Regions from separate parts of the Mus musculus genome. Here region 1 is linked to region 2. The links are chromatin loops, found by intact Hi-C in ENCODE. Cell type or tissue: left cerebral cortex. All regions are shown on one strand. Each heading gives the region's core, and the rest is flanking DNA. Links, peaks and the distances in the headings are about the cores only.

Evidence for each region. Peaks named below come from ENCODE experiments on the same cell type or tissue, not always from the same donor. Only the 100,000 strongest peaks of a DNase experiment are listed, where the experiment ranks them.
Region 1: it touches region 2 in a loop (10-fold over the local background); 4 of 42 quality-filtered maps call a loop at or near these places.

The regions. Positions count from the first base shown.
Region 1 is chr4:95,005,195-95,010,577 of GRCm38, reverse strand. All of the region lies in intron 2 of Gm12694 (a long non-coding RNA gene), which reads right to left. Among named protein-coding and RNA genes, the nearest start is that of Gm12694, 29 kb to the right of the region's middle. In left cerebral cortex, for the core only: a CTCF peak has its summit at 2,235 (motif pointing left); DNase peaks (open chromatin) are centred at 2,229 and 2,518.
Region 2 is chr4:96,692,283-96,697,665 of GRCm38, reverse strand. No RefSeq gene overlaps it. Among named protein-coding and RNA genes, the nearest start is that of Cyp2j5, 31 kb to the right of the region's middle. In left cerebral cortex, for the core only: a CTCF peak has its summit at 933 (motif pointing left); DNase peaks (open chromatin) are centred at 898 and 3,017; H3K4me3 peaks cover 452 bases.

The sequences.
Region 1 (5,383 bases), core at 87-5,086, 1.7 Mb after region 2:
TGCCTCACTGGCACTGGGGAAGGCACTTCAAGAATCTCAGGTGCTTGCTCTTCAGCTTCTTACCCAGAGAAGGAAACTGAACCTGTAATGTTCTGCAGGCAGATAGAGGTGTGTGGGGGCAGCGGGCAGTGTAGGATGGGGTGGGGGTGTTTAACTTCCCTAATAACGTCAGAGAAGGAGAAGCCCTGGTGACAAAGGGAGTCTGCCATTTTGCACAGAGTGGCAATGGTAGACTTCTACCTTAGCAGGGCAACAGACTGGGACATGACAGGCACTCAATAGAGCCTAGTTCTCTTCTACCCATCTTTAATCTAACTTTAACCTAAACACACCAGTGAGCTAGCACTCACCTTCCAGTGTTGGGCCCTGTGGTACCCTCACCCTCAGCTGGTTACAGTGGGGTAATAACTGTTCTCATGATGAAGTTCTTAGGGGTTCTTAGGAACAAAACATTTTCTTCAAAGGCTCCTCCTACATCTTATTTAACAGAGTTGGGCCAGAGTCTCATCCCTAAGCTTACCAATGGTAAAAGATCAAGCAATTGAATAAAGGAAGAAAAAGGAAAAGGGAAACTGGGGTAAAAAGGAAAAAGGACAAAAAAATGTAATGAATACTGCATAGGTGATAGCTGTGTCCCCTAGACCCATAGTTTTCTATAAACAAACCAAGGCTGAGAAGGGTTTAATTAATATGCCAGAGTCAAGGGTAGGAGTATGGCCATCACAGGAAGTGTGGCTAGCATAGGAAAAGTGGGTCACAGTTGGAGAATGAGGGGCAAGTGAGAGCAGGGTTAAGGACAAGGGTTCTAGCCTGTGTGGCGCTTTGAAGTCATTTTCAACAGGACTGACTACATTAACTTCCTAAAATTCTAGTTCCCAGAAATTAGGAAACTGTGAATATTAAAAATGTTTGTTTGTTTTGTTTTGAATTCTCCAGATGTTTTAATGCAGCACCAAGAGCAGAATCGCTGGTTTAGGAAGACAACAGTTGACAAGTGGAGATTCAATGCTGAAAGCACAGCGCTGTCAGGGAGACATGGTACCTGCCTCTTCTGTTTCCTCCCAAGTGACTGCTACTTCTTGAGGATAGCCAGGTTTTAGTTACTCATGTGACCCAGCACCTGACACCTGATCAGGCAGTTAATGATGGAATGAATGGGTCATTAATGATATACTCACAGAACACCATTTTTATACCACTCCTACAATGCAATCATGCTCCCATTTTACAGATGAGCAAATCAAAACCCTGATATTCTTTATGATCAACGAAAGAAATTGGGAGGCTAAGAAGTCAAACTAGAATTTAGAGAACAGTAGCCACCAAGAATAGGGTCCTGTGGCGGATTGCTTTTCTCCCTTTTCTCCAGGACCCCTTCTCTTTGTACCCCCAAAGCCTCAGATGTTACTGAGTCTGCCTTCCTGGCCTCTTTCATCCTCCTTGGAACCCTAGCCTGCTGGAAAAGAGGAAGAAAGGACTGGAGGTACTAACTAAGGCATATCTGGGGGTCAGGACCAGCCTGTGTCTGAGAATCTGCTGGAGTGGGAACTGACCACAGCCATCCGTACTGGGAGGCCCGGGAGCTGAACACAGCACCTCATTCATGGTGTGACCTTGAGTAAGCAACTCCTTACTTCTCGACTCCAGTGTCATCACGAAGGGTGTGTAGCAGAACATTTGGGTCACATACTCCAGTTCTGAGGTTCAGGTAGATACAGGGGGCTAAATGGGAACTAGTGAGCAGACCAGCATGTGCCTTGTTGAATAATGGTGTGAATTAAATGAGTTCTAGAAGCTGTTGCCATAAGGGCTGGTGGACTTGGCATTGTGAGGATTTTGGGGTTATTTTTTTAAGGATTGTTATTAAATCTATATTTTTTTAATGTGTGATCTTGTGGTTAATCTATCTGCCCAGTAATAACAATAGTAATCAACATGTGTGTGACAAAATAAATAACAACAAAAGCGTACGAAACCAGATTGAGCTTGGTCTCATTTGTGAGACCCCTGTACTAAACTGTCTAAAAGGCCCTTGCAGGACACAGGCCTTTAGCATTTCGGCAATAGCTGGAACTTTTATCCAGGAAGTAAAATCGAAATGGCACCATCCTTATACTCCTAGTACTTTGGTATGCACTTAATTCTGTGATCGCGGGAGAAACATCACCTTCCCAAAAGATCTGTCTGGTTTTAAACGCTAGGCTGACCCCTTCCTAGAGAAACAGTGACCTCTGGTGGAAAATGGCAGCAGAGCAACGCCGCTGTGCTGAGATAATTTAATGCTTAGGCAAACTGACTGTTTTCACTTGAAATAGATTTAATGAAGAATAATAAATAAAACCTAGACACATATGTACAGATGGTTTGATGTATGTTAGGCAAGAGTCAGGCTTTCATGTATACATTTGGGAGTAATTACTCTTAATCTAAAAAAAGAAGTTGAGGATTAGCGAAAGAACGAAAGCATTTGCTAGATTGACTGACAGCAATCTGGAATGGGCAGGCATGGAGAGAAAGCTAGGACTCGGGCAGTGTTCTGAGAATCAGAGACTTGAGTAATTTACTGAAGGTCTCAGTGATTGTTCCCATGCATGCTTTGATGAGTCCCCAACGACTCTCCAAGGCATGGACTATTAATTATCTCCATTTGACGAATAAGGAGCATGCAGAATAGGGACTCTGAGTGACAGAGTCCTTGGCCGTTAAAGGACTTCTGGCTGACTGTGCTGTCTTTTGCACAGTGTTGTGTAAGGTCTTCAGTCGTGTAACTAGAAATGGTGCCGCTGGGTTGCTCCCATGCACTCCAAGCCCTAACCCTGCAAATTACATGCATCTTGAACACCAGTGACTTTCACAGTGGTCATGAAAATCTTGAGTCACATCACAAAACAATGGGTCATCCTTCTTTATTTTTGAGGTCATAAGATAATTACATCTCTCCCTTCCTTTTCCTCCCTTCAAACTCTGCTGTGACCCCTCTGCTCTCCTTCAAACCCATGGCCTCCTTTCCTCTCACTAATTGTTATCACATGCATATATATGTAGACATATATACCTAAATGTAGCCTGTTCAGGCCATATAATGTTACTTGCATGTATGATTTCAGGGCTGACAATCTGGTACAGGAGAGTCAGTTGGTGTGCTCTTCCCTGGGGAAGATCATCTCCCTCTGAAATAGATCATTCTGGAGAAGCTGAAGATCCCATGGATTGGGTGAGAACTATTGTGCAGATTCGTGAGCTCGGCATTTTAATATGAGGTGTAGGATGGTAAATGAAAGTTCAGAAACCACGTCAGGAAGGATTTACTAAGACAGAACTGGGACCCATTACCAGGAGGGGAAAACTCAAGGAACATGCATTCAGTCCTTCCCTTGTGTGTTCATTGATGTTTACAGTGTTTGCTTATGTGCAGCCCTGTGTCAGGATTCCAGTGTTTACGTGTGTGGGGGCTTGTGTCCGGTGTGGAGGAGACAGCGATGCAGACATTACATGTGGTCTCATTAAACCTCATATAGAGAGGGTCAGAGAATAGCAGAAGTGTCTCATGGAGAATTATCTGTTCTCAGCAGGTTCATACAGAAGGACAGAACTCAAATGGACTGGAAGGGGTTGGCTGAACCGTGTGTGACACTGCGCTAGCACTGTCTGCTTAGAGACTAAAAGTCAGTGGGAAGCTTTCAGTGAGACTGAAAGTGGTGTTGGGTTGTGGTGGGACTTAACCCTCTTTCTACCCTTTGGGCCCAGAGTTCACTAGAAAGACTAACAATTGATATCGCCTCTCAGTTTTAGATAAGGACAGACAAAATTACAGCCATTGGTCTTTTGTTTTCTTTCTTGATCTTTTCTTTGTCTCTCAGTGATATTGTGGCCTTTTTTTTCCTTTTTTTTTTTTAATTTTCTTTTCTTTCTTTCTTTTTTTTTTTTTTTCTTCTTTTCTTTTTTTGAGACAGGGTTTCTCTGTGTAGCCCTGGCTGTCCTGGAACTCACTCTGTAGACCAGACTGGCCTTGAACTCAGAAATCCGCCTGCCTCTGCCTCCCAAGTGCTGGGATTAAAGGCGTGTGCCACCACGCCCGGCCTTTGTGGCCTTTTCTCTTCTGGTCACACAAGGTTCCTACAAACTTCGTCTTTTAACCATAAACTGTAAAGGACTGACATCAGAAATCTTGGGGGCAGGACACGAGCATTTTCTTTCCTATCACGTGTGGTGCTAGGGGTTGAGCCAGGGGCCTCATACGTGATGGGCGAGCATCCTGCCACTGACATGCATCCCCCCAGAATTTTTGTTCTTTACTTAAAAAAAAATTTGAACAGGGTGTTGCCAACTTGTCCAGACTGACCTTACACTCACCCTGTAAACCAAACAGCTTGAATGCACATGAAGCCCTGATAGGCATTGAACTTCTGATCCTTCTGATTCACTCAGGAGCTGGAACTACAGTCCTGCACTACCAGGCCTTGCTGGATCTTTCAAAGGTCCATCGTGAGACTTTCATTTCCATTGTAGATAACTGAAAAGCACAAAATAAGCTATAACAGCGTAGAAGGGCATCACCCAAATGACCATCACTGACATTATTTCCTACATTTGATTCCTCTGATTATAATTTATTTTATTTTTAAATACATATGATCAAGCCAAACCCTGCTATTTCATTTATGATTACTCAAAAGACATAGTTATATCAAGATCTTTATTACAACCATATTTAATCATATAGCTATTATATTATACTGAATAAATGCATCATACTTTATCTTTTCTCATATCTTGGACATTTCCAATATTTTGGTAGTATAAACAATGCTCAAATCTAAAACTTTCTATAAATATTTCAAATGTAAACAAATGTTGTGCACAAAGATGTTGGTTGTGACCTTTAATTTTCTACCTATCCCCTACCCCCAACATGCTCATGTCCTCTTGATCTTTATTGCACAATCCCAAGTCTCATGACGTGGCCTGAGCCATTCACTCTCTGGAATACTCATGAACTCCACTCATCTTTCTTAAAAGACGATCTTAAAAGCAAGCTCCATTGTTCTTTGCTTAGGACTGCTCCCTTCTCTGCTCTCTAAGACTTCTCGTCCTGGTCTCACCACCATTCTCTCTAATTGCTCTGTTAGATTGAGCAAAGCAAACATTTGGTTAATCATTTGGAAAATTGGTCATCACACTGCTGGCTGACTGGTATAATGGAGGTGGTCTAGTGTCAGAGCTAAAATCATTACTGAAGATAACACAGTTACTCATGCGTGTGTGTACAACCCGTCTACACGCTACCCTGTAAAGTCATTCTTTTTTTCTGTTTTTCTTTTTTTTTCTTTTTTTTTTTCTGGATGAATGTTCTTTGTTCTTGTAGGTTATAGCAAAGAAAGAA
Region 2 (5,383 bases), core at 151-5,150:
TGTCCTGGCTTGGGGCCACAGGAAGACACAAACCAGGCTTGGGCTTTCAGCCTGCCTACCTCAGAGTCTGGAGACTTTGGCAAATCTCTTAGGCTCTCTGAGCACTGCTTTAGCCCCCTTTGCAAAGCAGGAGTAGGAACACTTATCAATTACAGATTCTTGGGTGCATAGAGCCAGCCACCTTTAATGGGAGTCCACCATAGGTCTTCAGGGTCAGTTATACATTTTTATTTTTTAGTTGTGCTCTCGAAAATAGAGATAAGTAAAATTGCTTGGCACTATGCTGAACACTTTATTTAAATTATTGGGTCGCCATAGCCATCCTCAGGAGACACTGTTGAGACTGCTTCATGCAAAGACTGAGTTTAGGAGACAGTTAAAGGTTAGTTTACTGGCTTGTCGAGCCCTAAGGTGGTGTCATTAGCAGGCCATGGGTGAGCTGGAAACAGTCTTAGCCCAGCTTGCTGCTTCAGCTACGCTGCTGGCTCTCTTTCCTTGTTCTTCTCTATTGAGAAGAGAATACTGTTTATAGGCTCCAGTTCAGCCGCAGGAAACATAAAATGAAGCTAGTTCCTCTTCCAAACAAAAGCCCTTCGGAAAGGCAGCGCCATCTCCCACTTCCCCAAATCTGTCTTCACTCTGACCAACCAGTGCCAGATCCCTGGGTAGGTGTCCCCTCCTCCAATTATTTCCCACCGATCCACTCCCTCCAGCTTGGTGAATGCCTCTTTTAAAATGGGCTCAAACCCGTGCTGTGGGATTCCTAAGTGGGAGTTATGGTTTCCCTTTCAGCGAGTCAGCACATTTAGACTCTCATAGATAGACAGGCTGTCAGGGTTCCTGCCACCATCTGGAGCATGCCCCTTTGGAAGGCTTCAGAGCATCCCTGAGCAAGTTTCTTGCGAGGCTCGGTAACGTGGGTTCCAGCGCCCTCAAGTGGACATAGAGGGAAATCTATGAAAAGGACTGAATCACTTAGAGAACTAGAGAGAACTCTCATTGATCTCATTAACAAAGCAAGATGACCAAAAACAGCAGGCTTCACAACAGAGCTTCTGCTTGGAACTCTTTCCAGCTTGGTGTGAGATGGGTGATCACACCATGCAGAGGTCCCGAAGCAAGCAGGAACTTACAGACCACCGCTGCTATTTCTTGTGCCAACCAATAAATATGCCACCCGACCCTGCCCCAGCCTGCTATGGAATCCTCACTGACAGCTTACTTCAGCTTCAGCATTCTTCCAGCTTCGCTAAGGATGTAAGACCCAGGTTCAAGATTCCAAGCAGTGAGATGCTTCCTATCACCTTGGCCTCAGAAAGTCCAGAAACTGAATCAGTGAACAACCAGATGCAAGCAAGAAAAGATTTATTCGAAGCAGTACCTGCAGCTCCATGGCAGAAAGTCACCTGGGGTTGGAGAAATTCACAAATGGATACATATGTTTGACCTAACATTCCTGCTTAGGCAAACATGGTCAGGAAGTAGTTTGTTTATTTGTTTGTTTATGTTTTGTTTGTTTTAGCTCACCGGGATTCTTTGGGCAAGATCCTATAAGAGTGTCCCTCTCCAGTGAGTGCTACATAAAACTGTTACCAGGAACATTTCAGCCATAGTCAAATCCTGTGAGGCTCATGGGACTGCTGAAATTTTAGAGCCGAGTTGGCAATCATTCAGTACTTGTTCAGTACCTAATGTCGCTAATACACATGGCTTTGACATCATGAATTTCTTCTTTGATAGTAACAGGCCAGTTTTCAACATTCCAAGACTGCATGCAAACCGTGGAGTCACTTCTGTTGCTATCACTTGTCTCAGTAATCCTCAAGCTGCAGCCTCCCTAGTCAGGCCATTTACACCCACCTGATGTCACTATTGATGGAGCCATGTGATCCATGTGACCTCTCACCATGATGATAGTGCACAGGAGGCCAGTGCCTCTGCTGGGACTCCCTGTGAAGAAATGCCCTAGAATCAAAGCTAACAAAACTGCTCCCTGACTCAAGCTCTGACCATTCTCCATCTCTTCTCCCTGGAACTCTGGCTGCTACAAGCTCTCCAGAAGCTGCTTTCTGCTAGGAGGATTCAGTTTCTTGGAGAGAGGGAAAATAGACCAAGAAGGGATAAAATCGGTGGAGGAGAGGTCACCAAACAGATGAGAGACAAGAAATTGAGACCAATAACAAGAAAGAAGGAACAGGGCAAATATAGAAAGCAAAGTATCATAATAATTCTAAACAGTTTCATTTGTTTTGATTCAGATATCTGATTTTTAATTTTATTGAACAAAAGTTTTTGTTGATTCTGGTTTTTTTTTGGTTTGTTTTTGTTTTTTTAGAAATAAAAGTGGTAAGTCACCACAAACTTTCCATTGAGAGTTGAAATATCCATTTCAAAAAAGTGGTTTCTAGTTCATCATTGTCATCTTTAACACTATCATCAGTAAATGGAGATCCAAATGTAACGGCCTGCATGCTTTTCAGTTCATATCCGATTTTGTCCAAGGGAAAAAAAAAAAGAGAAAAAAATCTTGTACAAGAAACTAAGAAAACACAACCATGGACTACTTGGGTGCTCAGGACAGATCTGACTGTTGGTGGACCACTAAGTACCTTTGCTTTTTGGTATATTGAATATTTTGTGTAATTTTTATATTGAATTTTTGTATATTATGTATATTGAGTTTTTAGTATTTTGAATATTTTGTACATTATATCTCAAGAAAAAATTTACTAAATTGTAGATATATAAAATTACTTTCTAGTTTTATTTAAAGGCCCCAATTCTCCTCTTAAATTACTGTAATCCCAGCATATCTACACTCAGTGCAGACCTCTTGTCATATGATGAGAATGTGAAAGGAGCTGTATCTGAGACATAGACACAAGAGGCAGGCATTTCACTGGGTATGGTTTCCATCCCACTCAAGCTTAGATCCCAGATGGCCCAGAAATGCTCATGGACACACACGAGGAGACTAGGACACAAAGCAAGTGTCATCTGCAGGAGGCAGATAACAAAGCAGGGACAGGCAAGCAGAGGCTGTGTCCCCAGTCCATCTGAACGTCCTAGGTCAGAGAATCCTTGCCCTGTGCTTGGGGCATTTTAATTCAGCTTACTGGTTATTTTCTTCTTAACAAATAGGCAGGCCTTTAAAACCCCATGGTCTTTCAGCCTTTGGATTCATACTCTGCTAAGCTTCTTGGAGAGAAACAGTTCCTTTCCAAAGAGGAATTCAGATGTGTAAGCTTCCTTTGAGACGTTTGCATAAACTGATTACATGACTGGCACAGCCACTCCTGACTCTGTGGTGATTCAAGCCAGCACTTTCTTTCATGGCTATTTCGGCTTATTCTTAGAACTCCTGTAGACTTCTAAATCTGGATTTCTCAACCTGAACCATAAACTGAACTAAACATCTTCTCAAAGGCTAACCGGCTCAGAGATAGGAGCCAAGGTCATATTTCAAGGGAAGAATAAAAAGGGGGAAGGTTCTTGAAAAGATCTCAGCTTTCCTAAACTAACATAGCTTGAAGCATAAAGGCTACAATGACATGATAAATAAACTACCACCCACAGAATTTAAAAACAAAAACAAAAACAAAAACAAACAAACAAACAAACAAACTGAAAGGAAAAGCAACCAGAAGTGCTTGGCTTGGTGAGATGTATGGAAATGTATGTTTTGTACCTTCTTCTCTCAAATCTGAATTTAGACAAACTGATTGACAAGGGAAGTCAGGGAGAGAGCACCTTCCTCTTCTTCTATTACCAATCACCTTTTTGTAAAGATGTTTTTATTAAAGACCTTCAGCCCATTTGAACTTTTAAACAGTCCCATCTGCATTGCTTCAAGTGAAGCCTACTAGAAATCCCCTAGCAGTTTTGTTACATTCCCAGCTAATGTGTTAAATTCCATATGGCATTTGGCAAAAGCAGTGTAATCGAGCAGAAAAAAAATAGCTTTGGAGATAAACTGATCCATTTCTAGTTTTGCCATTAACAATTACACATCTCCTTGATCTTCAGGTTCTACCCCTGCAAAACAGTAATTTAAGAAATATCTACAGCATGGGGCTGTGGTGATAATTCAGTTAAATGGGGCAATAAACATATTTAGGCTGCCTGGAAGAAATCAAACTTTACATATGTATCTCCAGAAAAGGATATAAGTAAAGAATACTCAGGCCTGTGGCATGAGGTAAGCTGAGGGTTTCCTCCTCCTCTGCTCCCTCCTCCTCCTCTTCCTCCTCCTCCTCTCCCTCCTCCTCCTCTCTCTCCTCCTCTCTTTTCTCCTCCTCTTTCTTCTCCTCTTCCAACTTCCTCTTATTTTTCCTCTTCCTTCTCCTCATCCACCTCTTCCTCTTTTTCTTTTTGACAGGGTAAGACTGGCCTTGAACTTGGTAGATAGTTTACAGTGATCTTGAATCTCACCAAGTTAGCTACATCCACCCAAATGACCTTTAAAACTATGAAATGTAGAATAAGATGTGACTCTCACTAGTTCTCCCTCACTGGAGCTATTTACCTGTTGATGAGAAAAATAGTTACGTTGAGAGACAGAATGGCTACAAAGAATTGGAATGCAGCATTCTCAGATAGGTGAGGTTAAGTGGTTTCTCTAAACAAAGTACAGCCAAATGTCATGGAGCATTAAAGTAAAACAAAACAAAACAAAACAAAACAAATTGGTGACAAATTTGGCTGCTCTAGTGTTTGAGTCATAAATGTAAAGAATTGAAATGTCGTATTGATAAACTTTTTCTTTGATAAATATACAGGGTCCTTCCCTATGTCTTTTGATTAATTTTAGTTTGAAGTCTGTTTTGTTAAATATTGATTTGGTTTCACCAGCTTATTTCTTAGGTCCATTTGATTGGAATATCTTTTTCCAACCTCTTACCCCGAGATAATGTCTATTCTTAATGTTGAGATATGGTTTTGAATGCAGTAGAAGGATGGATCCCATTTTCACATCTATTCTGTTAATTGTGTCTTTTTGTTTATTGGATAATTGAGTCTGTTGATAGACTCATATCAATGACCGATGATTATTGATCACTGTCATTTTGGTGGTGGTGGTGGTGCTGCTGCTTCTGCTGCTGCTGCTCCTGTTGGTAGTAGTAGTAGTGTGGTGGTAGTGGTGTGTGTGTTTCACTTTCTTTGATTTTGCGGATGTGGGGTTATTTATTTCCTATGTTTTTACCAGAGTAGTTAGGTTGGAGTTTTCCTTCTAGCATTTTCTGTAGGGATGGATTTTTAGATAGGTATTAGTTAAATTTGAGTGTATCACGGCATACCTTATTTTCTCCATCTATGGTGGCTAAAAGTTTTGCTGGGCTGAAATCTGTGGTACCTTAGAGTCTACAGAACAGTCCAAGCTCTT